Linked DNA regions of Homo sapiens: regions 1, 3, 4, 5 and 6 are each linked to region 2. The links are chromatin contacts, found by Hi-C or POLR2A ChIA-PET in ENCODE. All regions are on one chromosome and are shown on one strand. Each heading gives the region's core, a stretch centred on a gene start or an enhancer-like site at or near the end of the contact. The rest is flanking DNA. Distances are from core to core; before and after follow the strand shown. Region 1 holds the start of USP48 (ubiquitin specific peptidase 48). Region 2 holds the start of HNRNPR (heterogeneous nuclear ribonucleoprotein R). Region 3 holds the start of NIPAL3 (NIPA like domain containing 3). Region 4 holds the start of RCAN3 (RCAN family member 3). Region 5 holds the start of SRRM1 (serine and arginine repetitive matrix 1). Region 6 overlaps HSPG2 (heparan sulfate proteoglycan 2).

What was found. Hi-C counts contacts between places; a loop is a spot of excess contacts on that map. ChIA-PET counts read pairs that join two places held with the same protein, here RNA polymerase II (POLR2A). Pooled maps may share reads with other maps.
Region 1: a map of naive thymus-derived CD4-positive, alpha-beta T cell shows a loop between it and region 2 (8-fold over the local background). The contact joins the promoter of USP48 here to the promoter of HNRNPR in region 2. A Hi-C loop is called at or near these places in 1 of 168 maps with a recorded cell type or tissue (naive thymus-derived CD4-positive, alpha-beta T cell) and 8 of 50 pooled maps. POLR2A ChIA-PET finds 5 or more read pairs at or near these places in 2 of 52 experiments (AG04450 and Panc1).
Region 3: a pooled map shows a loop between it and region 2 (5-fold over the local background). The contact joins the promoter of NIPAL3 here to the promoter of HNRNPR in region 2. A Hi-C loop is called at or near these places in 3 of 50 pooled maps. POLR2A ChIA-PET finds 5 or more read pairs at or near these places in 2 of 52 experiments (AG04450 and Caco-2).
Region 4: a loop to region 2 is called in a pooled map, with 2.3 times the contacts of the local background. The contact joins the promoter of RCAN3 here to the promoter of HNRNPR in region 2. A Hi-C loop is called at or near these places in 3 of 50 pooled maps. POLR2A ChIA-PET finds 5 or more read pairs at or near these places in 5 of 52 experiments (CD4-positive, alpha-beta T cell, WTC11, activated CD4-positive, alpha-beta T cell and 1 more).
Region 5: a map of naive thymus-derived CD4-positive, alpha-beta T cell shows a loop between it and region 2 (7-fold over the local background). The contact joins the promoter of SRRM1 here to the promoter of HNRNPR in region 2. A Hi-C loop is called at or near these places in 1 of 168 maps with a recorded cell type or tissue (naive thymus-derived CD4-positive, alpha-beta T cell), 1 of 37 single-sample maps with no recorded cell type and 10 of 50 pooled maps. POLR2A ChIA-PET finds 5 or more read pairs at or near these places in 2 of 52 experiments (GM10248 and OCI-LY7).
Region 6: POLR2A ChIA-PET joins it to region 2 with 10 read pairs in T-cell. The contact joins the enhancer-like site here to the promoter of HNRNPR in region 2. POLR2A ChIA-PET finds 5 or more read pairs at or near these places in 2 of 52 experiments (PC-3 and T-cell).

The regions. Positions count from the first base shown.
Region 1 is chr1:21,781,831-21,784,954 of GRCh38, reverse strand. USP48 (ubiquitin specific peptidase 48) reads left to right here and starts at 1,806. Exons shown (of 27, transcript NM_032236.8): 1 at 1,806-2,131. The coding sequence starts at 1,998. RefSeq lists enhancers at 1,423-1,472, 1,218-1,988, 2,413-2,512, 1,989-2,760, 3,073-3,122 and a silencer at 1,683-2,042.
Region 2 is chr1:23,342,694-23,345,552 of GRCh38, reverse strand. HNRNPR (heterogeneous nuclear ribonucleoprotein R) reads left to right here and starts at 1,269. Exons shown (of 11, transcript NM_005826.5): 1 at 1,269-1,342. RefSeq lists silencers at 727-846, 1,357-1,716, 1,727-1,796 and an enhancer at 752-1,336.
Region 3 is chr1:24,414,469-24,417,218 of GRCh38, reverse strand. It overlaps NIPAL3 (NIPA like domain containing 3), which reads right to left and starts at 1,417. Exons shown (of 12, transcript NM_020448.5): 1 at 1,315-1,417. It also overlaps a transcript of STPG1 not described here.
Region 4 is chr1:24,501,428-24,504,249 of GRCh38, reverse strand. It overlaps RCAN3 (RCAN family member 3), which reads right to left and starts at 1,414. Exons shown (of 5, transcript NM_013441.4): 1 at 1,100-1,414. It overlaps RCAN3AS (RCAN3 antisense RNA), which reads left to right and starts at 1,868. Exons shown (of 2, transcript NR_144360.1): 1 at 1,868-1,902. RefSeq lists silencers at 1,072-1,571, 1,853-2,025 and an enhancer at 2,629-2,728.
Region 5 is chr1:24,641,913-24,645,001 of GRCh38, reverse strand. SRRM1 (serine and arginine repetitive matrix 1) reads right to left here and starts at 1,700. Exons shown (of 17, transcript NM_005839.4): 1 at 1,655-1,700. The coding sequence starts at 1,675. RefSeq lists silencers at 1,319-1,378, 1,639-1,958 and an enhancer at 2,029-2,128.
Region 6 is chr1:21,864,747-21,867,678 of GRCh38, reverse strand. HSPG2 (heparan sulfate proteoglycan 2) reads left to right here. Exons shown (of 97, transcript NM_005529.7): 34 at 1,870-1,962; 35 at 2,314-2,394; 36 at 2,606-2,836. Among named protein-coding and RNA genes, the nearest start is that of LDLRAD2, 54 kb to the right of the region's middle. RefSeq lists enhancers at 1,452-1,521, 1,552-1,611, 1,508-2,313, 2,314-2,932. Within about 2 kb of position 1,523, at least 3 of the 41 ENCODE cell types and tissues checked have a DNase peak (open chromatin) inside an H3K27ac peak, as active enhancers do.

The sequences.
Region 1 (3,124 bases), core at 557-3,056, 1.6 Mb after region 2:
CAGTGGCGCGATCTCCGCTCACTGTAAGCTCCGCCTCCTGGGTTCCCGCCCTTCTCCTGCCTCAGCCTCCAGAGTAGCTGGGACTACAGGCGCCCGCCACTACGCCCGGCTATTTTTTTTGTATTTTTAGTAGAGAGGGGGTTTCACCGTGTTAGCCAGGATGGTCTCGATCTCCTGATCTCGTGATCCGCCCGCCTTGGCCTCCCAAAGTGCTGGGATTACAGGCGTGAGCCACCGCGCCCGGCGGCAAGGTCTTCCTTTCAAGCCATAACTCTCACCTGTCCCTGTCTCAGAAATTGTGGCCCTCTCACGCCAAGCTTTTCTCTTCTGTGCCTTTGCTCCTTGTGGTTTCTTTTTTTCTGGAATGGTGTCTTTCTTCTATCCTGGATAAGTCCAACTCACCCGTTAAAAGCGGGCTTCGGAATTACTTCTGGGAAGCCTTTTCTCAAGTACCCCGAAGCCTCCCAAGACTGGGATGGGGATCTTTGTATTTCTACCGCTCACTCCCTAACCCACTTCCAAGGGCAGGGACCACATCTTACTTTCTTCTGCCTTCAGCGAATTTTTTTGTTTTTTTTGAGACGGAGTTTTACTCTTGTTGCCCAGGCTGGAGTGCAATGGCGTTATCTCGGCTAACCACAACCTCCGCCTCCCGGGTTCAAGCGATTCTCCTGCCTCTGCCTCCCGACTAGCTGGGATTACAGGCATGCGCGACCGCGCCTTGCTAATTTTGTATTTTTAGTAGAGACGGGGTTTCTCCATTTTGGTCAGGCTGGCCTCGAACTCCTGACCTCAGGTGATCCGCCCACCTCGGCCTCCCAAAGTGCTGGGATTGGATCCTTGAGCCACGGTGCTCGGCCCAGTGAATGTTTATCTAAAGAATTCAGCCTAAGGTTTTCCAGCAGGCAAGCAGCTGAGTCAGAAGTTAGCGCTTAGATTCTGGCAGAGCTCTAATTCAAATTCAAAATTCTTAAATATCCTCACTTTAGTAGAGTTCTTTACAGTTTGCAAAACAATTCTCATAAAGCTACTCTTTATGTCCTGGGGCAGGAGTCGCAGAAAGGAAATGTTTTAAACCAGGAGCTAGAGAGGAACTAGAAAATCCTGGCATAGAGGTAACAGTCTTGAGAAGGGAGCCAACAGCAAACATGACCTTGCGCACCAGAGAAACTCCACCCTGGCACCTCGGACCCCCGCCCGCACAGTCTGCGGCGCACTGAGCACTCCCACCTCGAAGACTACAAATCCCAGCATGCCTCACAGTCAGTGGCAGGACGCAGGGCATGCCGGGACACGTAGTCCCACCCTAGCACGGGAAAAGGCCGGAAGGTCCCATGACGTCAGGAGGGCTCGGGAAAGGGGTTCGGAACCGGTCTAGGCTCAAGTTAAATCTCCCTCTAAAGAGCCAACACTGGTTTCTTTGGCGACTCGGTTTCTACTCTAAACAGGTCCCGCTCCACAGTCTGGGCGGGCCTGTGTGTGCGTTGAGTAGCCTCTAGCGTGAAAACTTCATGGTTAAAAGGGAAGTACCGGAGGCAAGAAATAGCTTTCGAGGCACTGGTTTGTTAGAGTAGTGGTACGTAGTGCGCCGCCCTGAACGGGGGCTGAGACGCTGCTTTTCCAGAAGTGCCAGTGAGGACGTGGCAAGACCGCCTCGGACGTACGCTTCCTCTACCTCAGCCCGTCGGGTTAGGGGCGCGGGAGGCGCAGAGGCTGCTGGGAACGCGCATGCGCTCAGCGCGGCGGGGAGTCCACCTTTAACGTCCGCGGGCGCGGGGTGTGTCGGGTGTCGACGGCGGCGCTTTGCGGCCGGTCGTGCGGGTCGGGCGCGGGCGGGCGCGGCGGCAGTGGCGCGCACAGGTGATTGACTGGCCAGCTGCCTGAAGGAGCGCCAGGTCCTCCTTGCTGGCAGGTGGCGAAGCCCATTGGGGCGGCGGTGCAGACCGCGGCGGCGGCTGCGGCGGTCTGGCTCGGGAGGCGTTCCTGGGGCCAAGGCCATGGCCCCGCGGCTGCAGCTGGAGAAGGCGGCCTGGCGCTGGGCGGAGACGGTGCGGCCCGAGGAGGTGTCGCAGGAGCACATCGAGACCGCTTACCGCATCTGGCTGGAGCCCTGCATTCGCGGCGTGTGCAGGTGAGGCCCGCGCACCGCGCCTCGCGGGCTCCTCGCGCCGGACCTTGGAAAGCCCGGGCGGGGTAGGGGAAAGGAAGACGGCAGCCCTTTGCGTGCATTTGGGAGGCGCGGAGCCGAGCGAGGTGGAGTTTCCCCCTTTGCGCCGTCTGCGCGACCTGGGAAACGCAGGCTTCCCGGGCTGTGCGCGGAGGTGATGCTGGCCAAAGCACTTTAGGAAGGTTTGGGTTCCCATCCAGAAGATGGCGGTGGAGATGAAGGCAGGAGCTGAGAGCTTAGCAAGCGTTGATGGTTGGGGTATCTTGGCCACAGCACGGCTCTTTCGTTTGTAAAAAGGAACTTTTTGGAAGTGAGCTTCATCACAGTGTATCTTGTTGGTGTTGACACCGAAGGCCTGATCATCTTAGTATTATTTTTGTAGAGGGCAGCTTTAGAAAAAACTGTGGTCAGCCTACGTCATCGATACCCTGCACCCCCGTTGGCCTTCCCTCACTCGTTAATCTAGTATTTTTTTTAAGCCTTTCTTTGGTCGTTCTGGTTCGACACCAGTTTACCGAGTACCAAGTTTAAGCTGTGATAGTGCTGTCCTTCACGTCTGCGCCGCCCTTGAACTTTACCTTTCCTTAACCCCCTCATATAGATTGAATCCTTAGGCTTTGCTCCCGTTTATTCCCTTTTTTCCACCTTGTAACGCGGGAACTATAGTTTTTGTTTCAGAATGTTGTTGAAATTGACTTGGCCAAGCCGGGCATGCTCAGTAGCCGTCTTTCGGCAGGCATTTAGGAAATGCTTTCTGGAGTTTTTACATTCCGCTGGGGGATCCGGAAGGAATGGAAGTCATGGTCTCTGGCTTTGGAGCTTAAAGTCTAGTATGAGAAGTGAAATAAGTTAGGGAGTTTCTATAAAGCAAACGAATAAGTCCAAGCTCTGGGCGTCTGTCTCACAAGGAGGGTAAATCTGACTTTAACAGTAAGTTCTGGAATGTTTGAAGTCTGT
Region 2 (2,859 bases), core at 20-2,519:
GTATTTTTAGTAGAGGCAGGGTTTCACCATGTTGATCAGGCTGGTCTCGAACTTCTGACCGATACACCCGCCTCGGCCTCCCAAAGTGCTGGGATTACAGGCATGAGCTACCACGCCCCGCCCGTTTTCAATAATTAAATATAGGTTTGTAGGTTCTGAGAAATTTAATCATCCTTGAGTGCATCTGGAAATCTGCAGACCACTGCTTGACTTCCTCCACTTCCTAAGGGTGGGGCATTGGAGTTTGGGGTTGGGAAAAAAGCGCTTGCACCACAGAAGTGAGTTCGGAAGGTTTCTATGAGACGAGACAGGTTTGGACTAAGGACAGGGAACAAATCAGTAGGAATGGCAGGTGAGAAATAGGTTTAGGACTAACACGAATTATAGTGTCCTTTGGGAATTACCCCTTTCCCCTGCATGGCTCTTTTGGCTTCAGAGATGTATATAGCTGCTTTATTTTATGAATATCAAGTAGCTCCAAACCCTGTGGGGAAAAGCTCCCTGCTCTATCACTTGTGTTACACATTGCTTTTGAGTCATTTTAACGATTTCCCTCACAGTCTGCCACCAACGATGTGTGGACGGCAGCCAGGGAGGGAAAGAGGCATTTCTCCGATCGTTCCAAGGAATGATTATCTAGACAAAATCCTCAGCAAAATGACGAGCCAAATCATCCTTAAATCGTGTGCTCACTAGAGGCGAAAAGATGACCGAAAGAGGCCCGAACGCGTGGCTATGGGCGTGTCTGGGGGGAACGCCGGCCGCGGGGGTGCGAGGGAGGACTCGGGGGCTAAGGGCGGCCGGTGGCGGGACGCAAGCGCCATGGCGGAGCTGGGCCAGTGCTGACCATAGGGGGCGGGGCTCCGGAGGCGGCCACGCGGCGCGAGGCCTAGATTTTCGGCCTCGCATCGGCGGCAGACGAAGAGGGAGGAGCTTCGTCCACCCAGGACCCAGCGCCCCCAAGCCTTGCAGCCACCAAGGGCTTCCACCACAGACCCCTTTGTGTGCCTGCCCCCGCCCCGGAGGCGCCCCAGCCAGGGGCGCTGAGCACCCTCATTGGTTCAGCCGGCAGCTTCATCGATTGGCTCTCGAGTCGTCCGGCGTGGTCCGTTTTGCCTGGATACTACTGGTCGTCTGAGCTGCCTGTCAGGCCGCCTCGCCAAGCGATTGCCCCGTAGCTCGGAGTCCCTGGAAGCAGTTCCGGGAAACCCCGCGTGCTGCCGGGATCGCGTCTCAGTCCATCAGGGGGGGGAGGGGGTGGCGCGCGCGCCATTTCTAGTCGTTTTCAAAGCGCCTCGCGCTGATTCTCACGGGCCCGGCTGCCGGCCCCCGCTCTGCCCTGGTGAGTCTCGCGCCGGCCCGTGGGGGGAGGGGCCGGGAGCCCCGATGCGACCCGACTCAGCCCGGGCTCCGTGCCTGGTCCCGTTTCGTTTGCGCTCCGAGGCCCCGGGGTGGGGGTGGGGACGGGCTGGGGGCGGCTTCGGTCTAGTCCGCCCGCGCGGCTGTGGGCCTAGCCCGGCCGAAACGCTTCTCGCCCTCGCTCTTCCTCCCCCCGCCCCTTTAGCCCGCGGTCCGGCCCGCTGGGCGCTCTCCGCGCGGCCTGCTGGGGCCGGCCGTGCTTTTCCCGCCTCCGCTCGCTGCTCCATGCGGCCGGATCCCGCGAAGGGCCTGAGGCGCCCGCGGCCCTGCCGCTTCTCCCCGCCGGAGCCGCTTCGCTCCCGCCGCGGCCGGCCTAGCCCGAGAGGGATGTGCTGATGATCCGGACGGGCCTGAGGGGATGGGGGTGGGGGGCGGAAGGCGGGGTGCAGATCCCAGGGTTATCTGAGCCGGGAGAAAAGTTTTGTGTGAGCAGAAACCGAAAGGCCGATTTGTGTGGGAAGCCTCCCTCCCCTCCCACATTCTGCATGCCGCGGGCTGAGATTTGAAGGAAAAAATGACTACTAGAGGCCGTAGAACTTAGGCTCCAAGCGGCGCCTGAAATGGATAATTCTGAGACTGTCAGAGGCGCACCAAATTGGAAAGGCGATCCTTTTTCTTACACGGTAGTGGCCGTATTGCCAAATTTTTAAAAAAGCCCAGGGCTTCTTGGAAGGTTCAGTCCTTTCACACTACCTGTTTGAGATTTTTGCAGTCCTCAAGTGGCTGAATTGATGTCTCATGAGTCAGTCGTAGGATGAGAGCTCGACACTCCTAAGCCATGAGATAACCGTTAGTCTCATTTCGTTGGTTCTTTTAAAGCCCGTCTCTTAATATGAAGAATTTGCACAGAGAGGTTCAGAAAAAGTCAGGGAGGAGTTAGTGCTGACATCCCGAATCTCCCAGCAGCCCTTTTAAATCTTTAAATGTCTCCTTTTTTTTTGCAAAAATGTTTAGATCAAATGACTCCAGTCACGTTAGTATATTTGCTGCATCCAGAAATATGGTTTGGCTGTGTGGCATTGTGTTGAATGCCACATTTGAATGAGTTTCAAATGGTCTCATATGACATAAAAAGTCTTTTCAAAATGAGCATTTTGTATTTGGCTTGAAGAGAGAGGGCTTTCCTTGATCCGAAGGTTTTATTTTCTGGAATCTAATTATTTTACGGTTTTTTTGTTAAAATTTACAAACTTTTTTTGAAAATTTTAACCAATTTCAGTATCAACTTGTAGAGCCTTTGCAATGAAATGGTAGGCATAAATATTTCTGTCTTGTACTTAATACACAACTTGTCTTTTTGCTTTACACATACTTAAAAACCCCACCTTAACAGATGTTCATTGAACTTTTCTGTTAAAAATTTGCCTCTTTTCTGTGACTGATAGTATTCCTAGGTACAATGCTGTAAGGGTCTTGTGATACTGAGAACTTTTGAGTTCT
Region 3 (2,750 bases), core at 168-2,667, 1.1 Mb before region 2:
CTGACTAAATGAGATCTAGCCCAGAGCCTGACAGTGACTTGTATACATACCAACCGACTGACTAAATGCAGGCTGGTTAAGCACTGGGTGCACTGTGGCCCCTTCGCAGTCAAGAATGCCTTTCTAAGGCCTAATCAACCACAACTCCAGAGCTTCAACAAGCAGATATACTCAGCCCCACCCACAGGAGGTCAGAGAAAGCCAACAGACCTTAGCGACATGTCAATCAAGGGAGTGGTGGGAACCCAGGCCTCCTAACATCCTTCAGAGTAGTTTGCCCAAGTGCTTTTCTGGTTTTGCTTTTGTTTGTGGTGGTTGGCATTGCTGTGGTTTAATTTTTCTTTTAAAAAGCAGCTTCCCTCTCTGCCTCAGGAACTCGCAGGCCTCTGAAGCATCGCCTGCAAAGATTGAAGGCTCTCCCTCAGCTGGGTGGGAGTCCGGACTGAAAGCCTGGAGGAACCCTTTGCAAGCTGTACTCCCTTATAAGACACATACTTTTCACCTGGTGACTCTCTTTTCCTGATTTCGAAGCATTTCTTCAGGACCTACATATGCCCGAGAGGCAAGCAGTCACCTCTGCGTTGTCAACCACCCCACAATTAGAGCACGTGGTCACTGACCCAAGGAAGGAATGAGAATTCACTAGGTGCTCTGCTTCCATTCCCACCCCGTTTATCTCGATGACGGATTTCACCAATCCCACAGAGCACGTTTTACAAATGAGACAGCCGTGGCTCATAGCGTCTGTATTCGAATTTGCCTCTTTCTGAACAAATCAATAAAACACGCTCTTTCCCACCACCCGACGATCTGGCTTCTGGAGGTGAGCGCCAGTTCCCTGCCAAGCTTCCCGTTCCTCGGCTTTGGCTCACGAGAAGGTTACATTCTTCCGTCCCGTCCCACTGAGCTGGAAACTTACAACTCGAGGAGACAGCACCTCTGTTCCAGAAGCGGGCTTAGACCAAGAACGCCTCCCCTCATCCCACCTGCTAACTCCACCATCTGCTGCCGCCAGGAAGCCCGAGCCGCTCGGCACGAAGAGGAGAAATTCTGGCAAAGTTAACTCCATGTCACTTCCTGGTTTGGTAGAGCCTGGCATCACCTTTAGTAAGGTAGCCCATGCCCCCGCTCCTCTTGGCCTCGATGCAAAACTGGAAAGAACATTCCAAGGCAACGGGACCCAGGTTGGCGAGGCTGGTGACAGTAAGAAGGAAGGGTATGTACACTAGGGGACGTTAGGTGACTTCGCTTTTTCCAGAAAAAAACGAAGGTTAAATTCAATTCCCCTTCCTCCCGGTGTTAATCACTACTCACCGGCGGCGTCTCCTCTAAGGCCCACCTATCAAAACCTTCTGAGAAATGACTCGGACTCTTCGTGCAACCCGGAGGCACAGCCTCCTTCATCCCTTCCCAATTCAGAGCTGCCAAGATGCTGCAGTGTTTTGCTTTCAAAGGTCGCGATTTGATTTGCCAGACTGCCTGCCAGTCAGAAGTTGGCAGGCATTTCGCGCAGGCAAGTGGCTGCGAGGACGGGGAGTAGGCGGGACAGCCCCTGGCAATTGGCTGCGCTGCAAAGCTTGCTTGAAGCATAAGGGAGCGACCTGGGGCTAGAGCTTGGCGCTCACCTGGAGCGGGGACCCCCTAGCGGCCACAGGAAGAATGGTGCGGCGACTCCCCTGCCCCCTCTCCCGCTGTCCCAGAGAGCTTAGGTGGTTGCTCGCCTCCACCTGCCCGGCAGGTGGGCCTGGTTTTAGCAGCCTGCCAGGTGTCCTCCCTTCTTATCCTCATAGCCACCTTCCGGGCTTTGCTCCTGCTGTTCCCCTACCCGACGCTCTCACCAAGTATTCAAATCCAAAACGTCCTTGAAGACCCAGCGCTCCCCAGAGCCCTCGCGAGACTTGGGACCAAACATATCTCTCCTTTCCTGCCCTCCTGGAACACCTGTCGGATACCAAGCCTCCCAGCAATACTGAAGGTCCTGAAACGAGCCCAGCGCTTGGTTAATGTTTCTATAATGTACATAATTATCACGGCCATGATAATTAACATGCGCATGGAGTTTTACAGATGACAAGCTTCTCATCGCTCACACGTTGTCATATACACGCATTTGCTTTCAGATCGTCACAGCCATGAGTGAGACTTGAAGCCCGTTTTACGTATGAAGAAATGTCATTTGGGCCTAGACATCAACAATGAGAAAGAGGCAGTTCTAGTCTCAGATCGTGGGGCAGAGAAAGCTCCTTGGGAACATGGGAGAGGAACGAGTTGGTGCATTGTAGAAACTGCCCGAAGGCCAGCAGGGCTGGTGAGAGATTTTTCTGGGGGCGTGGTTGGGCCTGCGATCTGAGGGACGGGCCAGGGACAGTTTATAAATAACATATTTGGGGGCCGGCGCGGTGGCTCACACCTGTAATCTCAGGACTTTGGGAGGCCAGGAGGATCACTTAAGCCCAGGAGTTTGAGACCAGCCTGGACAATATAGTGGGACCCCATCTCTACAAAAAAATTTAAAAATTAGCCGGGCGTGGTGGCGAGCGCCCGTGGTCCCAGCTACTCAGGAGGCTGAGGCGGGAGGATCGCTTGAACTCGGGAGGCGGAGGTTGCAGCGAGTCGAGATCGCGCCACTGCACTCCAGCTGGGCGACAGAGCAAGACCCTGTCAAAAAAAAAAAAAAAAAAAAAAAAGCTTGGATTTCACCCTAAATTTAAAGGCGAGCCATTGGAGGACTTTAAGCAGGGGAGTGACAA
Region 4 (2,822 bases), core at 165-2,664, 1.2 Mb before region 2:
GCACCACTGCACTTCAGCTGGATGACAGAGCGAGGCCTTGTCTCAAAAAGAAGAAAAGAGAAGAGAAGAGAAAAGAAAAGGCAAGGCTTGCCAATGCAGTAAAATGTAAAGCTGATGACCTGGCTAAAGAAGAGACTCAGTTTTCAAGCTTTTCACAGTCTTCCTGGATGGAAAGCCCATTTCTAGATCAATTTAAATCCCCACCAAAAAGAACACATTTGTGTGATGCATATCTGGCTCCTGAATTATGTGTTTACAGAGTTTAAGATATTGAACCAAAGCCAATGAAATAGTCTTAAAACAAATTACTTTACATCGTATGTAATCACAGCTACAGATAAATCAATTGCTTCTTTTGCCAAATAGTACATCAGAGACTTCTATGAAAAGTTCAAATAAATGTGGTGTACTTGGTGGCTTCCAACAAGTGGAAGCGAATATTTTTGGCTTTCAGCACTACAGGAAAACATCACTTTAAATAATCCTTGTTTGTATCTGAAACACGGATCTGGATTGCTTCCTACACTAGAATCCTAATCTCTAAAGGAGATGATCAGATTTTGCACGGAAGCTAGAAGAATCAACCTGGAACAGATCACTCCTGCCCTACCTGTCCAGGCGGCGGACAGAAGCAGACAGACAAGTTTCAAGAAGTTAGGGAGTCACTAATGCGATGGTGATCCACGCACCGTGGGGGAAGCGGGGCAAGGGAGAAAGACAGGGGGCTTCCACCTTCCAGGCGCCCCTACACCGCTCCTGCCTTCACAGGCAGGCTGGGCCTGTCGGCTTTTCAAAAGGTCAAACACACTTGGTGGGAGAAAATCGTTGGTGGAGAAGACAAAACATTTTTGTTTTGTTTTCCGGGACACCACCCTCGAGGCTGCCAGACTAGACCCCGCGCGCGAGAAGGGTGCGGCGGGAGGCGAGGTCGCGGGAGGCGAGGTCGCGCGCGGTAGCATCTCCCGGTCCCGCGGCTCGGAGTGCCCACCCCTCCCGGACTTCTCGGGGCGGCTTTTTTTTTTTTTTTTTTTTTTTTAACTTTTCATGCACCACCCCCCCCACCCGCCCCGCCCCGCCCCGCCCCGCGCTGGGTGCAAACCTGCTGGAGAGGCCGGGCGCCGTGGGGCCTCACCTGCACGCCCCGCCGCCGCAGGACGGGAGCCGGGAGGGCAGCGGACGGGCCCGGGCTGCCCGACGGGGCTGCGGGGAGCCGGACGGCGCGAGCTGCGGGGCCTCTGGGAGCCTGGTGGGCGGCGGGCGGGGCCGAAGGCAGAGCCGGGAGCCGCCTGCAGCAGCAGCCTCGCCGCCACGCCCTCGACGCCGGCGAGAGCGGCCCCCTGGGCTGGGACTAGGGCGGTGTCCCGGCTGAGCTAGGCTGCCGGCGCCGCGCGCCCGCCTCGTCCCCTCCTGTTCTGGCAGGGCGCGCGCACGGCGGCGCAGGCGCCAGAGCCCAGGACAAGGCGGGGACCCGGGCGGGGACCGGGGCGGGGGCGCGCGGGGGCCGGGGTGGGGGTGTCTCGCCGCGCGCGCCCTCCTCCCGCTCCTCCGGGTTCCTGGTCCCCAGCCTGTGGGGGGCTTGGGCTGTAGCGCTGGGGCGGGGGCTTTAGATCACCCCGAAAACAGGACCTCTGGCGACCTTCTCGTTTTCCACCGGGAGCGGAGAGAGCCGATCTCCTTTTCCTGCTAGCCCCGTAGGACAGTCCCCGGAGCAGCTCATAGGAATATGACGAACGTTTACTCAGGGCTGGTTACTATGTACACTGCGCCCCGCGCGCGGCGAGTTTACCTCGGTTCACCTCCCGGCAACCGGCGGCCCGGATATTATCAGATGCTGTGGGCTTCCCGGCGCCTCATTGCCCGAGGAGAGGCGGCCGCAGGTAGCTGAGCTGGAGCTAGCACAAGGTGTGGGACGGCACAGGCTGGGTCCCGCCCTGGCGGGTACAACCCTCTTCCCCTTACCCACTCCTTCCCCTCCCCTCCCATCCCCTCCCCTCCTCTCCTCCCCACTCGTGCTCTTCTCCCTCCTCCCGCTCTCCCTCCTCCTCTTACTCCTCTTCACCCTATGCCCTATCTACCGTTGTCATACAATCCACATGTTTAATGCTTTCTTTTTCGTGTAAAAACCCTTCCACGCAGTCTTGCTTGTCTCCGACGCCTTAGGAGACCATGGGACATGATTACAACTATTACGCAAAGGGAAGAGCCGGGGTCTAAGCTGTTGAGCGAGTTTCAGTGATAGGACCGAGGCTTACATTGGCAGGTATTATTACCACCAATAACAACTATGATGACAAAGCTCCTGAGCCCAACTTGGAAGGCAGCTGGTGTCTCTTCCCTTAGCCGGCAGAGAAGGAAGCAGGGTCACACAGCAGGGAAAATAACTGGGCTCATCTCCCACCTACAAGGACGCGCAGTCACGCAGTGGTGCGCACCCGTAGTCCCAGCTAACTCAGGAGGCAGAGGTGGGAGGATCGGTTGAGGCCAGGAGTCTGAGACCAGCCTGGACAGCATAGCAAGACTCCGTCTCAAAAAAAAAAAAAAAAAGGAATGTGCAGTTAGAAGAAAATCAGCTCTCATTACCCACTCAAGACCTTTCAGAGGCAAAGTGAGGCACAGTGAAGCTTAACATCAAAGGCACTCAGCGCCTGCATCATGGGGCAGGAAGATGGACTAAAATGTGTACAGCACATCTAATCCCTGTTAGATGTAAACTAAGAAATCAGGGTTGGATTATGACCCCAAGGGCTCCCCAGCAGTTGAGCCCAGCATAGTCACCGAGGTATGTCCAGCAGATCGCCCCTCCTACTTCCTGCTTGCTGCTT
Region 5 (3,089 bases), core at 451-2,950, 1.3 Mb before region 2:
ATATTTTAACTTGGATCTTAAATCCAGTTAACTCTTGTATTTAAGCAATTGTAGGCTGTGTACTAAAAACTCGCCCCTCTCCCAGACCTTTACCAATACCACAAGCAAACTTCATGTTAAAATTTGCTCATCAATCACCTTACTCTTTTATTTATTTGGACTCCTTTCCACAGAAAATATTTTGACAAAAGTCAGAAAAGGCTTTCACTTGTTTCAAAATACTACTTGCACTGCAGAAAATATTGAATATTTACTACAAAACACTTTGATGGAAATTACAAAATGGACAGTTCATAAGCAGTTTGCAAATTCGATACGCTAATCTGAAACTATCATTCCAAAATAAGTATCTTACTGTTTGCCTAAGAACAGCTGGTTGTTCTTAGGTAAAATACTTGGGGGATAACATTCTAACATGACGAAAAACTCGTTGGCATATTTAAAGCCAATTAAAGAAGGATTTCAATGTCCAATTCGGAGTGTCCAAAGATATTTTTACTAAAGTTCTGGCCCTCCTCCCTTCCAATTTTTCCTTTGAAAACACACAAACTGCAAATTACATGCTCTAAAGAGAAGAGCTAACGTGTATTTCAGAAAACGGATATATTGGCTTAGATCAACTAGTTTCTATACGACTTCATTCTGCATTAACAGTTTGCAAGCCCTGAGAGACCAATGGTGCTCAACTCTAGTCCTGTGTCCCTTCTAGATCTTGATCTAGTACTAATTTCCTACAGGAGGGGACTATGGGACACACAGGCTCCAGCACGAGCCTGATAAAGTGTGGGCCCCGAGAACCAACTACGACGGAGTAACTTCCCTGCCTGCAGGCGATGGGCAGACGACGCTGGCAGAGCCTAGGTAAGAGTTACCTTTCACCAGCGGACTCCAAGAGTAAAACACGATGGTGGCGGGTGGTGAGGGATGTGGAGGGCGGGAAGGAATTGAATCACTCCACAACCTGCCTCCATACCCGCGCATAGTTTTCGTTGCACCCTCTACCCTCACAGAACCTTAAATTCACATTGTCCCAACAAGTTATCTACGTCCCCCTCCCTGAAGGGATATCAAATTGGGCGGGAGCTCCCGCGAACCCTGACCTGGCGCCTCCACGAAGGCTTAGGACCTGGAGGGAGGACGTTGGGGGGCGGGGAGGGCGCTTTTTCAAAAAAAGCCGCTGAATGCTTCTTCCTGTTCTCCCTCCCCTAAGGTGCTCTCCCAAGATGTACCCCCAAACCATATTCTCCCTGCCCTGCCGCCACCAGTGACCTTAGGGCTTTCCTTTGGCCTCCCACTCGGGACTTCCTCCTCCGGCTCCGCTAGGCCCCAGGACCCGGCGGCACGCACGGCGCTCGGCCTGCAGGCCCCGCCAGGCAGGCGGGCAGCGAGGTACCATCCCGGCCCATTCCCGCCGCCATTTTCCGGCCACCGTCGCCGCCGCGTAGGGGGGACCATTCCGGAGGAGGAGACTGCGCAGGGGCGCACCGGTCTCCGCCGCAGCGCACGGGGGGGGGGGGGGTGCGCCGGCTCTAGGAGGAATCCTTAAGATCTCCGAAGCTCCCCTCGCTGGCCACCCTGTGCCAAGCTAAGGTCTCCTACCAGGCCTTACCGAGAAGTCCCTGGCCTCACCCCGGCGCCCGGCGCTTCTACTTACGCGGAAAAATCCCGCGTCCATCTTGCCGCCTCGCTCGGAGATCGCTCCCTATCCCAGGGTACACCGCGCCGCCGCGACGGAGGGCGGGACCGGCGGAGGGAAAGCCGAGCGCCGGGACGCAGCGCGCGTCGTTGCGCCCGCCCCCTCCGGCCGACACGAGGCCGCGCCTGCTCAGTGCGCCGAGAGCCCGCCACGCGTGCGCACGAGCGCCAGCGGGGGCGGGCTTCTGTCAGGCCCTAAACTCCCCGGTAGGTAGTGGAGGAGGCGAACCTGACGACCGCAGCCAATGGGAGCAAAAGGGAAGGCCGTCGAGTCGCCCCGCCCTGCAAGTCCTTTTGTGGCGCGTGACCATCCTTGTTCGCGCAATGTGACGTGACCCATCCTTCGACCCGTAGTGGAAGAGGCTTGGCGTCCTGGAGTTCCATGAAGCGATTGAAGAGAAAGGCTGTTACCTCAGAGTGACGCGGGCGAGGCGGCCCGTGCGCCGACGAGAGGCCTGCGGCTTCCCTCTCGTTGTGAAAGTTGTGATTGTGTAGGTTTTACGCGTTTACCAGACGAGAGAGGATTGTCTGTAAAGCGGTCGAGCCTGGCAGCAGACATGAAATCTGCCTTGTAGCTCAGCTTGCTCAGCCTTTGGAGGAAGCTGGAAGTGTCCAGTAGATGGGTTTCGGTTTCGGCGGCCCGGTAATCACGCCGCTGGGCAGGACGCCCGCCAGAGAGCCGTGGTCCTCGGGCTCTGCCTCGGGCTCTCCCCAGCCCGGGTCTCGGACTCCGAGAAGCACCAGCTTCCTCGCAGCGCCTCGCCTGGCCGCCCTGGTGCCTCTGCTCTGGCTGCGAGGGCCTTGGGTTGGATGCGCACTGCTAGATTTTCTTATTTTGAAAATTATTGGCCGGGCGCGGTGGCTCACGCCTGTAATCCCAGCACTTTGGGAGGCCGAGGCGGGCGGATCACGAGGTCAGGAGATCGAGACCATCCTGGCTAACACGGTGAAACCCCGTCTCTACTAAAAATACAAAAAATTAGCTGGGCGTGGTGGCGGGCGTCTGTAGTCCCAGCTACTCGGGAGGCTGAGGCAGGAGAATGGCATTAACCCGGGAGGTGGAGCTTGCAGTGAGCCGAGATCACGCCACTGCACTCCAGCCTGGGTGACAGAGCGAGACTGTCTCAAAAAAAAAAGTTATTTTTATCTAATAAAGCAGAGATGGGGGTCTCGCTCTGTTGCTGGTCTCGAACTCCTGGCCTCCCAAAGTGCAGGGACTTCAGGCCTGAGCCACCGCGCCCGGCCCCACTCTGCCAGCTTTTTCGCAAGCGCTTCTCGCCCTTCTCGCTTCCCTTTCTCGGAGGGAAAGCCGGCGTCCCTTTCTCAGAAAGGCCTCCTCCGGCCATCTTTTGCATCGTTCCCGCCCCCACACACACTCTCGCCTCCCTTTTCTC
Region 6 (2,932 bases), core at 274-2,773, 1.5 Mb after region 2:
GGTGAGGATAAGAAGCAATCTGCTGGAGCCGAGGGTGGAGCTGGAGTACTGCAGGGTTATCAAGCGTGATATGCATTCTCAAACTGTGTGGAGTACATCACCATTTGTGTCCTATATTACTTAATCCTCATGATACCCTTCAAAGTGGGTATTACTTTTACTTCCATTTCCATGTGAGGAAAGTAGGGCTCAGAGAGGTGAAGCGACTTGTCCAAGGCTGTATAGCCAGTAGAGCTAGAGTTTGAACCCAGGTCATTCAGACTGTGGAGTCTGCCGTTTTAATCACTATGCTGGATCTGGGTACAATGGCTCACACCTATAATCCCAGCACTTTGGGAGACTGAGGCTGAAAAATCGCTTCAGGCCAGGAGTTGAGACCAGCTTAAGCAACATAGCGAAATGCTGTCTCTAAAAAAATAAATCGGCCGGGCATGGTGGCTCATTCCTGTAATCCCAGCATTTTGGGAGGCTGAGGCAGGACAATCGCTTGAGTCCAGGAGTTTGAGACCAGCCTGAGCAACATAGGGAGACCCCATCTCTATTTAAAAAAAAAAAAAAGTGCCTGAGCAACATAGGGCGACCCCATCTCTATTTAAAAAAAAAAGGTGAAAAAAAAAATAAAAAATTTTTAAAAATCACTGTGCTGTACACACCTGCAACTTGCCAGAAAGTCAGTCCCAGAAATGGCTGTGAACTTTCTGGCATTCAAAGCAAGCAGGAAACCAGTTATTTTATGGTTATTTGGTTCCACTCCAAAATTCCTTACCATGCCTTGAGCTCATGGAGAATATCCCTGTAGCCATGTAGCCCAGGGCCGTGTGTGTAATCAGCAGGTGTTTGATAAATGCTGGTTAGCTGAGTGAACACACAAATGAACAAAGAGGTAGGCTTGATGCAGTTTGGTATTGAGATGAATGTCTGCCCTGGTGGCAGAGGAGAGAAAGCAAAGTCCTGTGGGACAGAGCTGGGGAGCCTCAGCTGTCCACGTGAAGGTCCTCTGCAGCAGAAGTAAGGACTCCCCAGTCATGAGCAACACAGTGCCCAAGTCCAGTGGGCTTGTCTGCAACAAAGAATCTATCGGCTCATGCAACTGCAGAGTCTAAGCATGTATGGTGTCAGGCATGGCCTTATCCAGGGGCTCATTAGGGCTTTATCTTGGTTCTCCAGCTTCTCATCTGACTGCAGAAGGGACTTTCTCTGGCCTGGTAGAAAGAGCATAAGTGCACGGGTTACTTGTCTATCCCTGATGGGGTGGCAAAGGGCAGTGGTAGGTTATGCAGATTGGCCAGGCCTGGCTCATGTCTCCACTATAGAGGAGGAGGGGATCAGGGCCCTCAGACCACATGGTCTGCATGTGCGGAGACAGTTGTTCTTTATAGAAAACCACGGTTTAGTTTCTAGAAAGCAGGAACTGGATACTGGGCAAACAAAAACCACCTGCCTAGGAGGCAAGGCCTCCGAGGGGCTGCCGTCAGCCCCACCCCCATGGCTGAGAACTTTTGAAGCTTCCGCAGCCTCCCCATGGTGGTCATTGTCATTACACTTGTCTGCCTTATGGGAAATTCCTGTAAATGAAAGCAGACCTGGAGTTTGTTCGCCGGCACCGTCAGGCAATGGGGAATAGAGAACCTTGCAGAGCAAAGAGGCTGCTCAGCATCATCACCACCATGTCTGGGGCTACAGAGGAACTGAGAAATGTCCTGTTTCCCAGGCAACCATGCACCCTGGCCTCTTGGTTTGGGCAGGGAGGGGGGTGGGGGAGTGTGGCACAGGTGCAAAAAGGCCGCCAGATGCTCCATCCCTCACCTATATGGTCCAACACTCACACCCCAAGGTCAGCCTGTGACCTCTGGGCTTGCCTCTTTGCAGGTGGCGGCCTACGGTGGGAAGTTGCGATACACCCTCTCCTACACAGCAGGCCCACAGGGCAGCCCACTCTCTGACCCCGATGTGCAGATCACGGTGAGCATTTGGACACCATGCTGGGTGGGCAGAAGGGCAGGATGGAAGCCAGGGGCACCCTCGGCATTTGTCCTTTGTCCTTTCCATCCAGCACTCAGTTTTCTGGCACAGGCTGGGGGAGTTAGGCCCATGCCCCCACATCCCTGCCTGGTTGGACACTACCCAAGCAGAGGATCCTGCTGCTGGGAGAAGGGGGCAGTGGGCATGTGCCTGACTCCTTTGGGCGCATGAGCTTGGGAGAGCAGAGAGGTGGGAGGCTGGGGGTTACAGAGAATCTAGGACTGGTGGAGGACACCCTGGCACCCCAGGGACCCCTCGGCTCCCCTTCCAATCCTGCTGGTGTCTTTCCAGGGCAACAACATCATGCTAGTGGCCTCCCAGCCAGCGCTGCAGGGCCCTGAGAGGAGGAGCTACGAGATCATGTTCCGAGAGGTAAGGGGCACCTGGCCATGCTGTGTCTAACCCCACCCCACCCTCCACCCTGACTCAGAGCCTGGCTTTGATACCCACCCTGTCTCTCGCTCCCCAACCTTCACCTGGCAGCCCTCAGTCAGTGCCTGTAAGGCAGGATTTGGGGGGTGGTAACTGTAGGAGCAGCCCACAAAGCCCACTGCCCCCGCCCACGTTGCCACCCCCAACCCAGGAATTCTGGCGCCGGCCCGATGGGCAGCCGGCCACACGCGAGCACCTCCTGATGGCACTGGCCGACCTGGATGAGCTCCTGATCCGGGCCACGTTCTCCTCCGTGCCGCTGGCGGCCAGCATCAGCGCAGTCAGCCTGGAGGTCGCCCAGCCGGGGCCCTCAAACAGACCCCGCGCCCTCGAGGTGGAGGAGTGCCGCTGCCCGCCAGGCTACATCGGTCTGTCCTGCCAGGTGAGTGTGTGGCCAGCTCCACCACCTCTGCACAGGCACAGAGGCATCAGCAAGCAAATCAGCCGGCGTCGCCGCAGCCTTGATTACCATCATAAC